Linked DNA regions of Homo sapiens: region 1 is linked to region 2. The links are chromatin loops, found by intact Hi-C in ENCODE. Cell type or tissue: Calu3. All regions are shown on one strand.

Region 1 (4,000 bases), 97 kb before region 2:
TACATCACTGTCTCATGAAACCTTGTCTTAGCGTCTGCTTATTGGGACAGTGATGGCAACTTAAGTCATACGTAATTGTTAAACCTAGGATTGGCAAAACTGAGAATCACTGGGCAATTTTATATAAACGCTTTTCCAGAGAAGAGTGAAAAGAAATTCTTCTAGTTGGTATCTCTGGTAGATACCATAAAGTAATAAAGAAAAGCTAAAATAAACCCCAGAGTCTAACTCAGCATGATTCTACACTTTCTGTAGGCTTCTGTAGGCTTCTAGAAATTCCCTGGAAAGGGAATTGTCAAAATATAAAAAACAGTGAGATCTTCCTCTCACTCTAGGGGTGCCCTTTGTCCCCATAGTTATGCTTTCATGGGGGAAATATGTGATTATTTCCTCTGGAATCCAAGGTATCATTACGTAAAAAAAATTTACTTCTCTTACCTCTGCCCTTTACCCTTTTCAGAGGTAGAATTAAATTCAAGGGTACAGCTAATAACTGAATATATGGTAAGTACTGATTTCATTTGGGGACTGCAAATACACAGTCAAACAAACATTCCATACCTTCAGCTGTATTACAATACAGTAAGAGTGACAGATCTGTGCAAAGCAACTATGAAGCAAGGAAGGAAATACATGCCACAAATAGAATGATAAACACAAGTCTATGGGAGCCAAAAGGTGAGACCGATGAACTCTGAGCTGAGTGATCAGGCAAAGTAGCAGAGCCAAGAAAGCTCTTGATGAGATCCTTTAATAGGCAAGATTTGATCAAGCAGAGTCAAGGACTTCCAAACTGAGAACAACATAACAAGGGCAGCTGGTCACGGAAACCAAGTGTGGAGAGCAGAAATAGAATGGGCTCACAATGCAGGTAGCACTGAGCCGGACAGGGAGCAGGCAGACTGGTGAGGTTTCAGGAACACAATGAATACCCGCTGGCTGGATTTCATTGACTGAAATTCCACTGACCAACTGAGGTTGCTCAAAATGCACATTTGTGCAAAAGCGCAAATTTTTAAAAAGTCAAATAAGTGACGGAAGTAAAGCAATTTTTTAAACATTCTGAAGGACATAGTAGGAAAATTAAGAGATAATCTAACTCTAATTACCAAAATAAGTATATAAATAAATATGTTCTCAACAAACTTACATTAAGCATCAATAAGTACAAGGTTATATTATGGAGCCATATAGACTCCCTTTCCTCATGGAATTGACAGTTTTTTGAAAATCAGATTTGTCATGGGTACAAACAACATACGACAACTAGCAGAGTATCACAATATATACTTGGTAGATAAACTACAGAAGTTAAATATGCTATTATGCCAATTGGTAGAATACTGTTAATAGAAATATAAACCAGTACTTGAAGTTTTAGTGAAACTTATTAATTAGACCCAATATCATGAGGACAAAGCTGAGAATGATTAGAAACAGCTGCCACAATGTATCTTGGGATAGAATCAGTGTCAAATGCACACATTCTGTGCAACAGAACAAATATTTTCCTATTTGATTTCAGAAAATAGATAACCCAGTCAAGTATATTGATTTAAGGTTCTATTTAGGAAAAGAAAAAAACCCTTCACTGCAGTCTAGTGAAGAAAAGATAAACAGGCTTGTGGTGTAGAAAATGTGGGGGCTCAAACAAACACTACTTGTCATGTGATTTATCATAGGTTGGGATCAATTTTTAACAATATAATTGATAATAGAGGCAATGGAGAGGATACTTTGAGTTCTTGTTTTGTGATAAGTGGTCGGTTAAGGTATGTATACATATTTATTTATTTCTTCACTGAACTTACATTTATTGAGTGTCTGTTTAGTGTCAGGTAGTGTTCCAGATGGTACAGACCTAATGGTGAATAAACAGCAAGAAAGGCTTCTCTGATCATCTGAAGAGAGACCTACATGAGAGAGTAAGGCAAACAGTTGTCTGTAGGCTCAGTGTTTCCAGCAGAGGGAGACAGGACAGGAGTTTCCAGCACAGGAGTCAGGGATGCACATGACCTGGTCAGGGACTTAGTCAGAGGAGGCTGGTGCACTGAGGTGATGTAAGCAGGAAATCTCACTGGAGATGAGGTCAGTAGTGAAGGCAGGAGCAGAGTATTAACAAATTTATCCTCACAATGATTCTACCTTATAGGTATTATTATACCCCTCATTTCCTACTTGGGCAAACAAAAGTTTAAAGGCATTAAATAGTGAGGCACAGCAAACGGAATGTAGGCACCATGAAGCCCAGCATATACTCTAATCCCCACATCCATCACCTTCCTGCGGATACCACATCTGTGTATTCGAGCCCCCGCTTATCCAAAGTTTTGCTTTCTGCAATTTCATTTACTCTTGGTCAACTGTGGTCTGAAAATATTAAAAGGAAACTTCCAGAAATAACTCCTAACTTCTAAATCACATGCTGTTTTGAGTAGCATGATAAAATCTTGCACTGGAATATGAATCATCCCTTTGTTCGGCGTACCCATGTTGTCTATGCTACCCACCCTTTAGTCACTTAACCATCTCAGTTATCAGATGGACTGTCACTGAATTGCCGTTCTTGTGTTCAAGTACCCTGATTTTACTTAATCATGGCCGCAATGTGCAAAAATAGTGACGCTAGCAATTAAGATATGCCATAAAGTACTTTCTTTAAATGAAACAGTGCACGTTCTCAACTTAAGGAAAGCAAAAAATTGTATGCTGAACTTGCTAAGATCTACGGTGAGAACAAATCTTGAGATCATGAAATTGTAAAGAGGCAAAAAGAAATTCATGCCAGTTTTGCTGTTCCACCTCAGACTGCCAAAGTTATGTCCAGAGTGCATGATAAATGCTCAATTAAGATATAAAAGGCATTAAATTTGTGGGTAGAAGACACGAACAGACATGTGTTCCAATTGGTGGCAATTGTGTTCGGTACTATCCAAGGTTTCAGGTATTCACTGGGGATGATGGAATGTATCCCCCTTGGATATGGAGAACTACTATATGACACTAGGAGAGCTCTAGCTTCAAAACAGATGAGAAATGGTAATTGTGTTGACTGGCTCACAAAATTAAAAGAATTAGACTTTTCTATATATGTATTTGTTTCCGTATATTTACTATATAAATATTCATTGTTCTGCATTTCACCATTGCATAATTCAGTTCATAAATTATGCATTTATGTTGTATTTTGTTTTTATAATAAAAGAATATCAAATATGGTACTAATTGTCCAAGTTCATCCTCAAATTCCTGTAATATTTCAAATAATAATAAATCCAGAATAAAAATTGAGATATCAGTAAGCTGCCCCTTGCAAAGAAAGACACCTTTCACCTGTATATGACTAGGGATGTCCCTAAAGAGGGAGGTCTCAGGTGAATGTTGGAATTTCGGCATCCATAAGAGAGAGGGTCCAAGGCCTTCTGCCTGGAAACTCCCAAGGATGTTCTTCAATCCTAGGCTTGTCCCTGAAAGTTGTACTTTTCCTTCCTACATAGGTTCTGGGGACACCCTTTTTGCCAAAACACAGTTACTAGATTATAACTTTATTGAAGGTATACATCTATCTTTTCCACAGCATAGGCTCTTGCACATAAGAAACACTAAAGAAGTACACGTTTATTTTACTTTTATTTTTGTTTATTGTCTATTGAGCATTTTATTTGTAAGCATTACATCCCTAGAAAAATAATCCCCAGGATTTTCCCTACTGTGCACTTTCATCTTGCTCCTTTGTGGTCCATGATGCCAGCTGAGGTTGTCAATACAACTAAACTGACTGGAGAAGAGCAGACTGTTTTGCCATTTTTCTAGGTCTTTGAGTTGTACATCGAAGTTGAGGCTAATCATGCCACACATGTTTAACCTGCCTGAGGGATTCGCAGCTCTTTTCCCAGCTGTGTAATCATCAATGATTTCAAATTTGCCAGTGTAACCACGCTTCATCATCACAGTGAGAAACCAGATGATGGCTCTGGAGCACGGCCCCATAAGAACCTGA
Region 2 (4,000 bases):
AAAGAGGAAACCCAGGGCTGCTATTATCCACTGTTACCTTCTCTCTGTTAAAAAAAAAAAAAAAAAAAAAAAAAAAAAAAAAAAAAAAACTTAAAAATAAGCAAAAGCTTGTTACAGTACTAAATGTGTCACATTACTGTTTAAATTCATCAGAGACAGATGGCTAATTTGACTAAACCAACCTTTGTTTACACTGGAACTGATCCATTGATCCTGTGCAAAAGAATTGTGGTTTAAACTTCCCCCTACTTCAGCTACCACATTAATTCCAGGGTTCACTGCATTTCAAAAGAACAAGATTAGGATTTCCACATATTCCTTATGAATTAAAGCAACTGGATGAGTTCATAGTAATAAATATTTAGGAACCAGACTTCCCAAGGACAACATAATGAACAATAACCATGTACAGCACAGGTGGGCAGTTTTATACCTTAATGTATTATTTATATGATAAGGAAAAATACTGCTAAATGCAAAGTAATTCTACCAGCACTGATGTTTAAGACAATACAGATTCAGATAAATAGAACCTCTATGTTTTTCCATTTGCAATTTAAACTATAATTGCTAGACTCTTTTAAGTCCTAATTATTTAAAAGAAGCAGTAGTTAAACAAATGTATGATGTTTCGAATCTGTGCTAGCACGTTGTAACCATATGCAAATATGTGCCCTGGATATATATGGCTTAGTGATAAAATAAAATTGAGAGCTTTTCCTGCCCCAATATTTTATTAAAGTATGACTAAATAATTGACATGAGCTTTCAAATTTGTGAATTATTTTTTTTTCTACAATTAGGAGAATCTGGTCAGTGCATAATTTCATGAGTGTTAAGTAAGCATCTAAAAAGTCGACTTCATTATTCAACTACCAGGTGATTCCCAGTAAATTATAGTTCTGGAACAATAATGGGTAAGTCAAAGTGTTTCAGTCTATAACAAGACTAAGCATCTTTAGAAATTATCTTTTGTGTTGAGATTTCGTGTTATATACAAAGATAACAACACAACAACTCTTGATTGGGTGGTCCTTAAAGGCAGCGTTTTCTCACACTCAAAACATCTCTAACTCTCCCTATCAGATGTACTTGACCTTCCTATTACATTTACTCTGTCACTTCCATCATAAGTCTTACCACATGATGTGATTGTGTGTGTATATGTTTCTTTCTTTTTCTCTCTCTCTCCCACTGAACTCTAAGATATTTGAAAGGTAAAAATCCCCTTGTCTACTCTACCCTATGTGATTAGCATAGCAATTATACAGCACGTATCTGGGTGCCAGCACTTAATTAGTGATACACACGTATGCATACACATATTCTCTCTCTCCCATATATATTATATAAATCAGGGCTCATTATATATCTCAGGGGTAACGGAGTACCTAAGAAGGAACAACTTGGGTAAGTGGGAGACCTCCCCAAGTCTAGGATTCAGATCACTGGAGAAGGTATGGCTGCAGCCCGGTAGATAGTGGAGAAGTCTGCTGAATTGTCCAGACCAGAATTGATCCACATTTGTCTAGCCTAGTGGAAACTTCCCTCAGGGTACAGGCTGGTGAGGGCTGGTTGGTGCACACACAAATGGAGTCAGAGCATTGGAGCTTGCTCACCAGCAGAGCAGCAGGAGACCAACTGTACATAGGAGACCATCTATAAACCAGGGACAGCCACAGCAAGAACCTGGTGCCCCGGACTGCATGCACTGGGTGTGTGGCTAAAGCAGAGTGCCACCGGATGTTCCCATGCAGGCATTCTTGCAATAGTAGCAAAAAGCAAAACCAAATCACACCAGAACCAGGAAAAGAAACCCTTTTCCTTCTGCAATGTTGCTTTAGTGCCCTCTACTGACAAAGCTTAATTTTAAGATGTACAAAGGAGAAACACTTGGAGGGTCTAACTCCATTACAGCGGAGCAGATAATGAAGGGTGGCTATGGAGCTGACAGGCAGTGAATAGATACCCAGAACATCACTCAACAATCAAAAGAGGAATTTGTACTCAACAAGCACCCATTTTAAGACCTGATCATTTCTATTCTGTTATCTTTGGGACCTACCTGCATCCTTTCTTCCAAACAATCGATCACAGTGAACTATACAGATTGTTTAAAGAGCACAGTTTACCCTTACTTGTATCTGAGAGAAGTGGGGGATAGTTATATAAGGTAAATCATATCCAGCTTCATGGTGTAGCTTAGAGTAGATTTGGCATAAACTCACTTTCTTTACAGCCTAATATTTACAGTTATATATGGTTCATACCACAGTCAGTGAAAGCTGAAGTAGTAGCAGTCACCTGTAAGGCGTTCCAAATCTGGACCCTTGTTACTTCTCCCACTGGTTCATTCCATGCTCACCACACTGGCCTCGTCAAGGTTCCTAGAACACACTAGCAAATCCATTCAGGGCATCTGCCCTTGGTTTTGCCCTCTGCTCAGAACTCTTTTCCTTAAAAGAGCCACAGGGATCATCCACTCATTTTCTTTTTCTTTTTTTTTTGAGACGGAGTCTCGCTGCCGCCCAGGCTGGAGTGCGGTGGCACGATCTCGGCTCACTGCAGGCTCCGCCCCCCGGGGTTCACGCCATTCATCTGCCTCAGCCTCCCGAGTAGCTGGGACTACAGGCGCCCGCCACCTCGCCCGGCTAATTTTTTGTATTTTTGGTAGAGACGGGGTTTCACCGTGTTAGCCAGGATCGTCTCGATCTCCTGACCTCGTGATCCGCCCGCCTCGGCCTCCCAAAGTGCTGGGATTACAGGCGTGGGCCACCGTGCCCGGCCCATCCACTTATTTTAAAGTGACTCAAGTGGTACTTCCACAGTAAGACTTTTCCTAACTATCCTATTTAAAATAGCAAGCCACTGATACTTCCTGTCCCCTTTCCTGCTTTTTCTCTTAAGCATTTATCACCAACACACACACTCCGTCCCTCCCCTATTTTTTCTTTCTGTGTGTATACGTGTGTGTGTTTGTATATGTATATGTATATGTGTGTGTGTGTGTGTGTGTATATATATATATGTATATATATACACACACACATAGAGAGAGAGACAGGATCTTGCTCTTTCACTCAGGCTGGAGTTCAGTGTGTGCTCATAGCTCACTGTAACCTCAAACTCCTGAGGTCAAGCAATCCTCCTGCCTCAGCCTTCCAAGCTAGGACCACAGGTATGCACCCCCATGCCTGGCTAATTAAAAACATGTATTTTTTTAGATACAGGGTCTCACTATGTAGTGCAGGTTGGTCTTGAACTCCTGATCTCAAGTAATCCTCCCAGCTTGACCTCCCAAAGTGCAAGGATTACAGGTATGAACTACTACACCCAACCACACTATATATTTTATTTGATTGGTAATTATCTGCCATGCACATTAAAACACAATCACCATGAAGGAATTTTTTTCTGGTTTCTTCACTATATTATATTTTATGTCCTAGATTACTGCCTGATCAGTAAATACATGTCAAATGACTCATCCTACAATCTAAGATTAGATTATTGCTTGCTCCTTACTTCAGATTTCAAAAAATTCAAATCCACCTAGATACCAAGGCAGACAAATGACTGAAGCAGGCTGGGGTGAGTCCCTGAGTGAAGTGATGAATGTGTGTCTGAAAAGAGTAATTATTTATGATCTCTACTGAAAATTGTGACCATATAGGAATAAGAATCATGTATTGTCATTTTCAGACTTTTCAAAAGTGGAATAAAATGAGCACTTTGGGGTATAATCTAGTCTGTAAATGTAGGCACTAATTCAATTTGAGAACAAGAAGAATCCAAAAATAAAACCAAAACACTTTGCAAGACAAACGAAATATGTCCAGAGGCAGAAAGCAGTCACAGCAGTTAGGAGGCCACATAATTTTCCCATGCTTGGGGTATATTAATTTAATTCCTCGTTTGGTTTCTAAATTTACCCTTTCTGTACTGATGCTCAAACTCTTAATGTTGCAGTTCTCTCTCTTACCCATAAGCTCTTGTCCCC

The links. Hi-C counts contacts between places; a loop is a spot of excess contacts. Peaks named below come from ENCODE experiments on the same cell type or tissue, not always from the same donor. Only the 100,000 strongest peaks of a DNase experiment are listed, where the experiment ranks them.
Region 1: a loop joins it to region 2, with 17 times the contacts of the local background. A loop is called at or near these places in 6 of 110 quality-filtered maps.

What each region holds. Positions count from the first base shown.
Region 1 is chr14:47,440,427-47,444,426 of GRCh38, forward strand. The region is part of intron 1 of MDGA2 (MAM domain containing glycosylphosphatidylinositol anchor 2); the gene reads right to left. It also overlaps the pseudogene RPS15AP3. Among named protein-coding and RNA genes, the nearest start is that of MDGA2, 230 kb to the right of the region's middle. In Calu3, no CTCF peak of the experiment used is centred here; a DNase peak (open chromatin) is centred at 1,995.
Region 2 is chr14:47,537,526-47,541,525 of GRCh38, forward strand. All of the region lies in intron 1 of MDGA2 (MAM domain containing glycosylphosphatidylinositol anchor 2), which reads right to left. Among named protein-coding and RNA genes, the nearest start is that of MDGA2, 140 kb to the right of the region's middle. In Calu3, no CTCF peak of the experiment used is centred here; no DNase peak of the experiment used is centred here.